Regions from separate parts of the Homo sapiens genome. Here region 1 is linked to region 2. Evidence: read pairs that join two places in POLR2A ChIA-PET (ENCODE). Cell type or tissue: GM12878. All regions are shown on one strand. Links, peaks and the distances in the headings refer to the core of each region. The heading gives the core; the rest is flanking DNA. Region 1 overlaps MAN1A1 (mannosidase alpha class 1A member 1). Region 2 overlaps MAN1A1 (mannosidase alpha class 1A member 1).

Region 1 (4,775 bases), core at 2,265-4,764, 83 kb before region 2:
CAAGAAGCAACTTTGGATCTTCTCAAATGCATGACTGAGTACTGGCTTAGGTCCAGAGTTCCATGCCATAGAGTATGAAAGAAGTTACTTTTGCCTTAGTGTTGCTCCTGAGAAAGGTCTGTTTTAGAGCCACATTACATCCTGATGGGCGCAGATAACTAAGTTAATTATCCTGTTAAATGAAGTTATTGAGTGTGTTCCATCTGAATGCTAGGGAATACCTACCAAGAGTGATGATTTGGGTTTTGGTTTTCAGAGGATACTGTGCTGTTCTCTCTGATGGTAATTAGGACTGCTGCTTGAGAGCCTCTGGACCTGCATGGTAAAACCAGTCTATTAACATAGAGAAGAGAGGTATTTGCATATCTTTGTGGCCCACAGAACTTGGACTTTGTTAGCAGTCTTAAGAGATTTGTCACGTTGCTTAAATAGGAAACCAAAGGCTGCCAGGACACACTGTGACAGACTGACTTACACTGTGAAATATTGCAATTTAATCGTTTAAAGGAGTTGTATACTTTTAATCCTCAAAGTGTTAATCCAGCACACACTTTGAAGTATCATTTATAAATAAAGGTGTATGCTAAGCCTAAACATAGGCAAGGCTTATTGGTAGTTACCAGTCTTTAATCAATGGTTTTGAAAAGTCTCATGTTGCTTCTAACAAAGCCATTGATTAAAGTATCGTTATCATGTGTTAGTAATGGAGCAGTTGTTATTTACATTGGATTTTGGTGAAACAGTTAATATTAAACAGAAATATTGCATTGGTATGTAGTGGGCAGTTATTAAAGCTTGCTTGATTCTCATGTATGATAATAGTCCCGTACCCCAGGCTCATAATTCACTAAGTAGAAAGCTGATACAGAGTTTGGAGGAATAGCTAGCAAAAGAGTAGTCTCTGATTGTAGAGATCGGAGAATTGTCCTTTTAAAAACAAAAACTATTACACTTTTAGTTCACTCTGAAAATCAAACACTCAGAATAGAATTTAAATATGTCTGATAAGTTCTTTTCCAAGAAATATTTTTCCATTTAATGCAATCAATCAGATCTGTCATGCTGTATGGAATCATAAGATAATAAGGAGAATTCTAATATAAGTGTGACTCTAAATAAACATCATAAGGCTTGAAGATCCAAAGAAACAATTTATTATCTGTTCCTCGAGCTTGCATCTCGATATAGCTCCTCAAGCAAAAGGAAACTGGCTGAATCTGCTCCAAAACTAAAATTTGTTATTTTCATTGTCAAGCCTGTTATTTCACTTAGTGAAATCTATTAAAATACGTCATCGTATAGCTAATTTTGGTGAATAAGTTGCCTATAAAAATATCAAATTTCAGAGTTGTTTAAAGTGCTGTCTTGTCTAGTGTGAAGAGGTTGGTCTTTCAGGTACTCATTTGGAAACAGATTTTGACGTGTTCATTTTCTCTGTTGCCTAGATGGGGTTAGATACTTCCTGTCCATGATCTCATGGTATGTTGGTTTAGAAAAAGCCTTTCTTTGCAGAGAGATGGAGCATGATGTTAGGATTGAAGGAGGGAAGCATACAAAATAATTTATATATTAGACTCTCTTTTTCATGTTAGCAGTCTTTGTCACTTTATCTCGTAAATTTACATACATGTATAGTAAATGAGTAGACAAAAACATATGGAAAAGGGATAGATCTAAGGTGGAAGTTATCAATCTCAAACACCCAAGACAATAATAGAGATTAGTACTGAGGCATAATTTTTTCATGATTTGTAATACTCATCTCTTGATTTTAGGTGTAAATTTAGGCATACCATGTATTTTATTCAATTTATATGAATTCAATTTAGATGAATCTGGTTCAGTGTGTTCTTTGATTAAGTGGTCATTGCTATAAGTAAATCAAAATGAAAGAACAATTTCTCCAATTCTGATTTTTTTATTGGTTGGTCTTAACCAAAAACTTCCAATCTCCTCTTGCTTATCAGTTGACATTAACTAATAGGTACATGGAATTTAAATAAAAGACGGGATGTACTTCTTAAACTGCCACTGATGTAAGACTGTGTACTAGAAGCCACTGAATACATGGGGCATACTGGAATGCAATCCTAAAGATTTAAAAGGGAAGTTACTTTTATTTTAAAACAAACTCAGATAGGTAGACTGCAAAATTCACATTAATTGTTAGGATAAATCTCACAAGATTTAGTGTTACAGGCTGCTTTGTCTGCCTACTGTCTTCCCCCTGCTGCAAATACCCCCTCTGTCATTAGGGTAAGTCGGTAGAAAACTTTTAGAACATTATGACTATTAATAAGAATGTATTCATTTAAATTTATTATTTAATGGAAATTAGAATCAGAAGTTTATAAAAATGGCCTGAGACCCTCATTTGTAGAAATTCACTTTTGAAAATCCAGATTTCATACAAAATATATCAAGCCCCAAAGGAAGTTGGTCAACTTCTATATTTCAAAAGAGGATTTTTAAGCCCTTGAGAAATAAGACCTCATATGGGCCAAAGAAGATGAGTATTTATGATTCTAAAGTTTCTGATTTTCCAGTGACCCTGGGAAGGTAGGTTTTAGTTCGTTTAGGCTGAGCTGCACAGTGGTAGTGGCAACAGCTGTCTATTGAGTGTCTGATGAGTGCGTTACCAGCTATTGTGTACATTGCTTTACATCATGGAGGAATTCATTGTCCCTTTCTACGTATGACAAAACCAAGACTCAGAATAAATTAGTTATCTGGGACCTCAAACTCAGATGGCTTCCAAATCAGCCTTCAATCCCAGGTCTTTCTGATTTCTGCAGGATAGCCAACCAATTTGGTGTGGTGGGAGAATTTTTATCTTCTTAGTCCTTTTCATCTACGAATCTATAAAGAGTTAACTAAAGGGTCTAAATTTCAATCTTTTGGCCTAAAAACATAATACAACCTAGAATACTGAAAGAGACCTCAAATTAAGGTTTCTAAATTATTTAAACTTAACTTTGAAAAGGAGAGAGAAAGAATTATATGTTGGAAATTCGAATGTGGTTCTGGTTTTCAAACAGAGAAGATGGTGACTTGAGAACTAGTGATGGTGGTGGTGTGATGTTCCAGAGCAAGATTTATTAAAGACAAGGACATAGCAGTCACTGGTATCCTTCATGGATTAACTAACAAACCAGATTTGCTTCTTAAACAGGCTCACTGGACAGACTATTAGATCCATGAAATCCAAAGCCATAGCAAGTGACCTTGAGTATGGCACCTTGCAGGGTCATTTCTCAATATCGTACAGTACAAGATAAATAGAATTTAGGTTTTAGAATATGTAATTGGATCAATAACTGGTTGAATAACTGCATCCAACAGTTGATTGATGTCTAGCTGAAGATATATTTCTGGCAGTGTTTGACATGACTCAGACCTTCACCTTGGAATAATTTTTATCGGATGTCTACATAAAGGTCTTGATTATCCAAAATTTTCACGGCAGGAAGAGAAAATGCATTATGTCAAGAACCTATAGCCAGAATAAGAATATAAGATCATCTTAACAGTCTTCAATAGGCAGAAATGTGGGAAACTGTTACCAGGTTTAAAAACTGAAAAACACAAGTACTAATTGAGAGGAATATGATTTGAGGGTTTAAGTTTATTAGATTTTATTATTAGATATTATTACTCTTAAACATAGGAAACGTAGTCACGTGAACCAAACTAAATACATGGGTTAGCTTCGCTTTTCCTTATCAGTAATTTTGTAGAATATTAAAGCCTTTGCCAATATTTATGTAAAATTCATTCAGAGTGATAGACCTCAAAGTTAAATTACACCTATATATAGTACTTTTAATCAGATTATATCAGGTGCACATTACAAATTATAAAATACAGTTAAACACACCAGTCTTATTTTGTGATGTTTTTGCCTAACTTTGACTTAGTAATTCTGTCTCCTAACTTGTTTTCATAATTGTCCTTTTATAGGAATTTTTTTGAATTTTTTTAACTTAAGCAATTACTTGACTTTAATTGTTAGATTCTTAAACCTTTTTACAGAGAGCATGTAAGGATAAAATTAATACATACCTCCTTTTTTTTCTGGAAATATTTTATCCCACTAAAATGTAGACTCAAGTGAGCTTGAGGACCTTATCAGTCCTTATTGCCATTTCCCTATCACCTAGGACAGGGTCTGGCACATAGTAGTTGCTTAATAAATGCTTGTTAAAGGAAATAATATCCCATGATTTTGACTAAGTTTATTTGCCAGATATTGACTCCATATATTATAAATTGCTGTGAGTCCCATGATTATTAGTGAATGGTTTGATGTTAGGCAAAAGTGCAGTAGGCCCAATGAACATGAAAAGAAGCTAACTAAAGCTTGAAATGTGCTTTATAATCTAAATAGTAGGTTAGCTATTCTAACTTACCTAGTAACAGAATGTAAGACAGATCTATTTACTAATCAAGTATAAAATATTAGCAGTAATTACTAATTATATGACCATGAATAAAGAGACTTGGTGCATTATCCTGTGAGGTATATAGAAGTCAGAATAGCAGAGCCCTGAATCAGGAGCCACAGTACTCAAGTTCAAATCCTGCTTCTACCAATTATTAGTTGTCTGAACTTCAAAAAGTCACATTAACCACTATAAGTCTCAGCTTCAACATTTTAAAATGGATATAAGAATAGTAATTAATTCATAAGGTCATTGTGAGGACTAAAAGAGTCTATATAAAGACATTAGCACAGGACCTGGCACGTTGTAAATAATAAAAGCAAGCTATTATTG
Region 2 (7,410 bases), core at 1,866-4,365:
GCACATTTTTATTTGTGCATTACTTCTTTCATAAAAAAAACCAAAAGTAAGAAAAGCTACCATTTTAAATTATAAGATGGTTTAATTAACTGTCTGGTTTCTTTTGGTTGGGTAGATGCATTTAATTTGAAGAGAAATATCTAAACTTACCTCATGCAGCTTAAAAATTACACCCTAATTATTGATCCTGATTACCTAGACATCATCTGTTTTCCTAAACTCGCTTCATATTAATTCATCATTTGGGAATTTGAATACCATTTTCTCCCGGTGGGTTCCTTAATAGCATCCATTTTACTGATCCTGCCTTAAAACAGTTGATTACCCACTCTGAAGTGTAGTGATAAAGAATGTATTAGGCATCAAGGAATGAATCCGTTCCATTTAATCCTAAGTAGTTTAATATCCGGAAAAGACCTACAGTAAGGATCTGCTGAAATGGGTAATAAGATATCAGTGTGTTTCATATACCAGTCAGATGAAGTTCAGTTTATTTTATAGAAGTTTAATTAGACCCTCTTGATCTTGGCTAAGTAATGCCCAGAGGAGGAACAGAAATGGTTTTCCAAAAACTGTTTTTCCTCTACTCAGCTGCCAGAACAAAATTTAATTGAGTTGCAATTGAGACCCCAATCCTCCAGCATTTCAGGGTAGGATATCTTGGTCATCAAAAATAACCTGAGCATATTTCCTAGGGTGTTTGGTGTTTGGATGGCACGGTAACGGGCATAGAGTAAGCACTCAGTAAATTATGCCTGACTGACTGGCTCAGTCTTAAGTTGCTGAGTTTGGCAAGATGCATCCCCGAAGTGCTTACTTTTTAACCTGTTGAACAGAATCACTTAATATTGGCCTTTATGCCTCAGAATTTCTGCCAAAAACTACCATTACTTTTGGTATAATTGATAGTAAACTGTTCTTTCCAATAGTAATTGCTCTGGTAATTCAGCTGGGCCCTGAGACTAATGGTGCCAGACTTGTAGCTTTCATGGGCAAGGTAAAAATTTTCCTAATTATTGAGAGATTGGCCTTAGGTTACCAATGTTTTTATTTCATTTAAAAAGTATACCAAAAAAAAAAAACCTACTATTGGCCGGGCACAGTGGCTCACACCTGTAATCCCAGCACTTTGGGAGGCTGAGGCGAGCAGATCATGAGGTTGGGAGATCGAGACCATCCTGGCTAACATGGTGAAACCCCGTCTCTGCTAAAAATACAAAAAATTAGCCAGGCATGGTGGTGGGCACCTGTATCCCAGCTACTCAGGAGGCTGAGGCAGGAGAATTGCTTGAACCTGGGAGGTGGAGGTTGCAGTGAGCCGTGATCGCACCACTGCACTCCAGCCTGGGTGACAGAGCGAGACTCCATCTCAAAAAAAAAAAAAAATTCCTACTATTATTTCATTTAAAAAAAAAAGATAAGCTTAACATCACAAAAGTAGGAAGGACAGAGATTCAGAATAAAAGACAATCATTTAAATTGAATAAAATTTAAGCCTTCATAAGAAGTTACCACCCTGTTGTTATTTTCCTCATTTCACCTTTTCTTGACTCTTAGAAGTCACTTCAGACCATTGCAAATTTGTGATGGTAAATCATGGGATCAGCCTGGAAGAGGAAGTTTTCCTTAAATTGGCTATAAGAGGGGCATGTATGTGGTGACACTAAATATGGGATTAGATTATCTAGATGTAAGTTTAGGGTGGGAGCCAATGACACAACCTCTTTGTTTTTGCTTTTCGGTTTTATTAAATTAAGCATGTATTGAGCACTGCTGTTTTCTTGGCACTGCTGTAGACTTTGGGATAAAACATGTGCGTGATGCACAGATATCTGTTGCTGATGATCTTAGAAACTAGGAGAAGCAAGTAATACTGGCCACACTGGCTACAGTAAGAGACCATAGGACAGAATTTGGAGAGTTACTAAAAGCCTGAAGTCTGTACTGATTTCATGTGTCTTAAGCCATAGATGATCCACAGACCCATAGAATGAAAGACAGAGATGGAAAACATAGCCAAATTTCACTATGGTGTTAGTGTCTTAAGTACTGTCTTGAAATGAAAATATGTGTTTAACTCTTACAGTGATGGGACAGTTGTATCTAAAATCAAAGTAAGGGGAAATTTTAAGAGATGTTTGGCAAACTAACTTCATATATTATTATTATTTCCGAAGATGGAATATACTATGCTTCTATTCCAACTTGAAGCTTATTAGAAAAATATCTTGATATAAATGATTGTGTGTAGATTTCTCCTCCCCAGTTTTAAAAAGACTCAATATGATGATTTACAACAGGTGGATGTGCAATATCCCAAGGGCTATGGAGGCTACCATATGAGGTGGGATATCATTGGCCCACACTGGAAAGAGAAATAGCTCTGTAAGTAGTGGATGTTTATGTCTCTAATACACATTCCCAAGTCCTTCCTCATTATCAGTTTAGATAATTAAACTGACATCTTCCAGCTGGCATCTTTGTAGACATTTTTGTCTGAACATAAGTTAGCTTTAAAAAGAAATGATTCATAAACATGACAGGAATGAAAAAAAAAGAAACTAGACACCACTGAATTGTTTATAGTGGCAAAAACATAAAAATAAATTAGCTTCAGTGTCCAGTGCTGCAGTGAGTTTAAATAAATCGGAATATATCCTTGGAAAATTTTTTTAAATAATGTATCTGTTTAGTCAGATAGTATGCACTCAACAGCAATAATGATGTATGTTGATTGGCATGGAAAATGTTTGTGAAAAATGCAGTATATATTTAAAGCAGCATGTAGGACTGATTTTTTTTTAAGTGGTGTATATGCATGCCCATCTAAATACACCAAACTGCTTTTTCATCAGTTCTGCTCGCCTTTTTGGTGGTGTTCTCTGAAGCTATTGATAGAATATCCCAACTTGCCCAGTAACTGGACAGAAACTGCACTCGACTTATCTGCAATTTGTTGATAGAAGTTAGCAAGGAGATCTTACCCAAAAGATAGATGGGAACGAGAAATGTGGCATCTTTGAACCTCTCAGGAGCAGGTTATTTGTGGAATCAGAGAGTGCCTCTCGCCATCTTTGTCTTCATAACCCCCGTCTTCCCGCACAGCCCAAGGTAGTCAGATGTAAGAACAGCAGTACTGCGAGTCAAGAGTAAACTAAATTGTTACATCTTCGGTTTCAGCTCTGTCTAAAACAACTACCCGTGATGAGATGGAGCAAGATATGACTAATTTTAAACATTATTTTGGCCCTTAGTTAAAAAGTTGTGTGGAGATTTACCCTGCTGCTGTTTGAAAGCAGGAAGCTGGGGTTTATGGGTTAATTCAGTAAATAGCTGCCCTCTATTAGCCACCTTTCCCCAGAGAGATAGTCATTGGGAAATAGTCCTCCACAGTCAGTTTCTGCAAGCTGCAATAGAATCGTGGCTAGTCTTAGAATGCCAGTCCCCTGGAATTGTTATTCCAGGTCTTAGTGAGGTCCTAAGAGTGTAAATTTGAAAGATCAGCACTGTGCAAACCTTTTCAGGAAGGACGCGTTTGTAAGTGAAGCTCAAATTGCTTTATCTAAAAATCAATTCACTTTGAGAATACAGCTAAATGACGCAATCGTTGATGAAATTTCTGATTATTCTTTCCCAATCTGTGCTAAAATCCAAAAGGAATAATGTTGGATTATCTGCTCTTTTGAATTAAATATCCCTGTTTGCCATTCTGTTTGCATACATGACTGAACCTTTGCAATAATTGTATGGGATGTGAGGGAGTATTTTTCTTCCAAAAATTGATAACTGTATAACCCCAAGGAGTCAGCTATATTCTGGACTATGAACTTGAATGAAGTTTGTTTACAGCTCAGAAATTATTCAAACCAGAATTCTCAAGAAAATTATTTTTGGTTCATTTCCCATTTTGCATAAAATAGCAAGCAGTGAGGAAGAATAAATCGAAAGTCATAGCTAATCAAGACTTTATAACTATTTAATGCTTTGTTTATATATTCATCTGGCAATTTTTAGAATTGCTTCAGTTCTATAAATTATCTGGTACATTTGATGATAATAGGTAGCCAAATATATTTGTTAATGATCCAAATTGTATCGGGACAGTCACTGTAACCTATACCTTTTTTTTTTTTTTTTTTTGAGACGGGGTCTTACTCTATCACCCTGGCTAGAGTGCAGTGGCAATCAGCTCACTGCAACCTCCACCTCCCAGGCTCAAGTGATCCTCCTGCCTCCACTTCCCAGGTAGCTGGGACTACAGGTGCACACCACCATGCCCAGCTAATTTTTGTATTTTTTGTAGAGATGGGGTCTCACCATGTTGCCCAGGCTGGTCTCGAACTCCTGAACCCAAGTGGGCTGGCTGCCTCAGCTTCCGAAAGTGCTGGGATTACTGGAATGATGCATCACACACAGCAACCTGTACCTTGAGTTACCTTAATTTAAGATTATTTTGAAAGAATACACCATCAATCCAGAGCAATCCTCCAACTAGTTGAATCATTACGGGCTCTAGGAAAAGAGTTAGCATCTCTCCCATAGGATTCAGATATGAATAGACTAGCACCATTAGTACTGTGGTTCCTTCCTCCAGCCCTATTAACCATTCCCAGAAGACAGGAGGAAAAGCACATAAAGCCCATTGCTATCAGAGCTCTGAGGTCTGTAAATAATTATGCCTTCTTGTTTTTGAGTAAAGTAGGATGAAATGTATTACCACAGTTAATAAACTACATTCAAATTATAGCCTCCAAAGCAACAAAAGCATTCCACACTTTCAAAAGATCATAGTGACTCAATTCCTTTAAAGAGATGTTTCTAATTATAGTTGCCAAAATCTATTATTTTAGTTGTGATATATTTCTTTTTAAATATTTATTACCTTTATAGAATACTGAAAATTTAAAAATTGAAACATATACATTAAGTAATACTCCAATTTAAAATGGAAGAAGTAGGAATTGGAAGAAACAGAAATAAATAATTAGAGTGATGTAGAAGTTGGAAGTTCTGCTGCAGAATCCTTTGAACCAAACACTTGGCAGCTCCCCAGACCACATTTATTGCCTTTTTGTGTATATATTTCCACTGGCCAACTTGTCGTCTTGGCTTGAAATGTAGTCATTGTAACAAGATTGGTAATATTTAAATATCTTTTCCTTTCATGCCTGTCTTATGGAACTAATGGTTTCTGAACACAAATTATTATTTTATCTTTAAAATATTTTTCTAAATATTATTAGTTTTTATAAAATAGACCAGATAACACCATAGCTGTCTTTAAAATACTGTCATAATGGAACTGAAGTTAGAGACATTTTAAATCTCCCACTGCCATAGATAAAATTCGTTTTTGGCCCAGCCTCACCTTTGGTAACCGGGAATGCCCGAGACACTGTGACCCCCTCTCCACCAGACCAAGGGAGCTGAACTCTTACTCTGGCCTCATTTCCCTTTGTCACCAACCCCCCCATTTGAGTGTCAAATGCCCATGTCCATACATCATTCTAAACATTAAAGCCTTATAAACACATAGATTCCTCAGTAGATTTATAGAATTTAAAAGACAAAAATGACTTTAGAAATCATTCAGTTCATCTCCCTCAATCTGTGAGTGACCAAAGCTTACATGCTTGCTATGCAAGACAGGAGGCAGCCATTTCTCTGAGACACACAGACACATTTCAGCTGTGGCGGCATGTGGTAGATAGATGTGTGCCCCATGTCCTCATCTAATGTCTATAGTTGTGCCATCTCTAATTTCTTGAACCCCTTCCCTGACTTATAAAGAGCCAGTAGAACCGTTGATCTCATAAGTAATCTAACTGAAATACATTAATTCTGCAGACTGAATGAATGGTAACCAAAGATGTCCTTTCATATGAACATACTTTATATTCTAAATCCAGTTTTCTTTCTATTAGTATAACATTTCCTCTGCTAGTGATTTTAATGTTCTTGCTTCCGTGGTTGGGGGTTGGGGGGGTGGTGACAGAAAAGAGTACCATTTTCCTTCTGATATGAATGTGTACAAAGAGGAAGGAAGGATAAATTTAACCCTTTTTAAATTAAATGTTAAGAAATGTTTCTAAACGTATTGAATGCTTTTCCAGTATATCTCTGGATTTTTCTCGATTCACCACATTAATGGCAGAGAACAAATACATGGATACAAAGTAATTTGAGGTTTCATTTAGTACATATATATTGCTTAACTTTCTCATCTGAGTGTGCTACCACATGCTCTAATCCCCAAACTTAACCAGTCCCTGAAGATCTGGAAGGCGGGCTGGGCTTCCTCAACACTGTGTTCTCTTTCTTTTCCAGGATAAAGTCATCATCTCCTCTTACCCTGATATTGCCTTATGTCGCAGCTTTGTTTTTAATATTTCTCCAGACCACAGAAATTTGTAGTTTTGCTAAATAGGCTTATTGACGTTAGTCAGTGATGGAGTGATTGGAATAAAACAGTGATATGTCATGACAACTAGTTAATGACCAATTACCATGTGCATTTGCCATATGTTAGTAAACTTTGAAAGTAGCTATTCATCCTATTTGGATGATTGGAAATTCTTTTTTATAAGCCAACTATGAAAATAAAACCTGACTCACATTCCCAGAGCCTAATAAATTTAGGGCATTTTGTAAAATAAATGAATATATCATTTTCAGATCTCTGTGTCTTATTTCTCTTTACTTTTTCTTAGATGTACTGTATATCAGTGTTTTGGAGGAAACTCTAGGTTTTGCTGTAGAAAGGAGCAGGAAGTGAGAGTGAGGCGAGCCCAGGACTGCAAGCGCCAGTAATCCTCATGGTTTCTCTCTTCCTCAGCAGCCTGGCAGCAGACGCCAGGACAGGACTGAAAGGGTTTACCCAGAGCTGTGACTGATACATGGCAAAAAACAAAGTGGGGGTGGACACCAAGAGCATTTTGATGGGGTCTACCTTAGAAAGAGAGGAAAGCAAGAATTCCACAAGCCATTAAGACCTGGCTCCAACCTGTCCTTCCAGCCTTCTCTCCCACCAACCTTCCTTTCCTCCATTCTGCAGTGTAACAGCTGCCTCTGGTTCCTGGCCAGCCCCTCTGCTCGTGTGTTCTCCCTTGCCCAGATTCTCATCATTTTTTCCTCACCAACTCGTACTTGCCCTTCAAGAATCAACTCAGGAGTCTCTTCCTTGAAGAAGTCTTCTGTGATCCATCCCCACTACGCTGGATTGTGTGTCCCAGCTTTAGATGCTCAGAGAACTCTTCACACATTTATCTCGGCATTCATCATGTGTGATTGGAACTATTTATGCTTAGTTCTTGTTCTGTCATTGCACTATTAGGTCTTTGAGAAAAAGTGATTGATTATCATAACCATGCTTGTAACCCAATGCCATGTATAGTCCTAGCAAATAGTAGG

Evidence for each region. Peaks named below come from ENCODE experiments on the same cell type or tissue, not always from the same donor. Only the 100,000 strongest peaks of a DNase experiment are listed, where the experiment ranks them.
Region 1: POLR2A ChIA-PET joins it to region 2 with 5 read pairs; 2 of 35 experiments call an interaction of 5 or more read pairs at or near these places.

The regions. Positions count from the first base shown.
Region 1 is chr6:119,291,836-119,296,610 of GRCh38, reverse strand. The region is part of intron 4 of MAN1A1 (mannosidase alpha class 1A member 1); the gene reads left to right. Among named protein-coding and RNA genes, the nearest start is that of MAN1A1, 56 kb to the left of the region's middle. In GM12878, for the core only: no CTCF peak of the experiment used is centred there; no DNase peak of the experiment used is centred there.
Region 2 is chr6:119,205,821-119,213,230 of GRCh38, reverse strand. The region is part of intron 6 of MAN1A1 (mannosidase alpha class 1A member 1); the gene reads left to right. Among named protein-coding and RNA genes, the nearest start is that of FAM184A, 130 kb to the right of the region's middle. RefSeq lists a silencer at 6,854-6,923. In GM12878, for the core only: no CTCF peak of the experiment used is centred there; a DNase peak (open chromatin) is centred at 3,220; H3K27ac peaks cover 328 bases.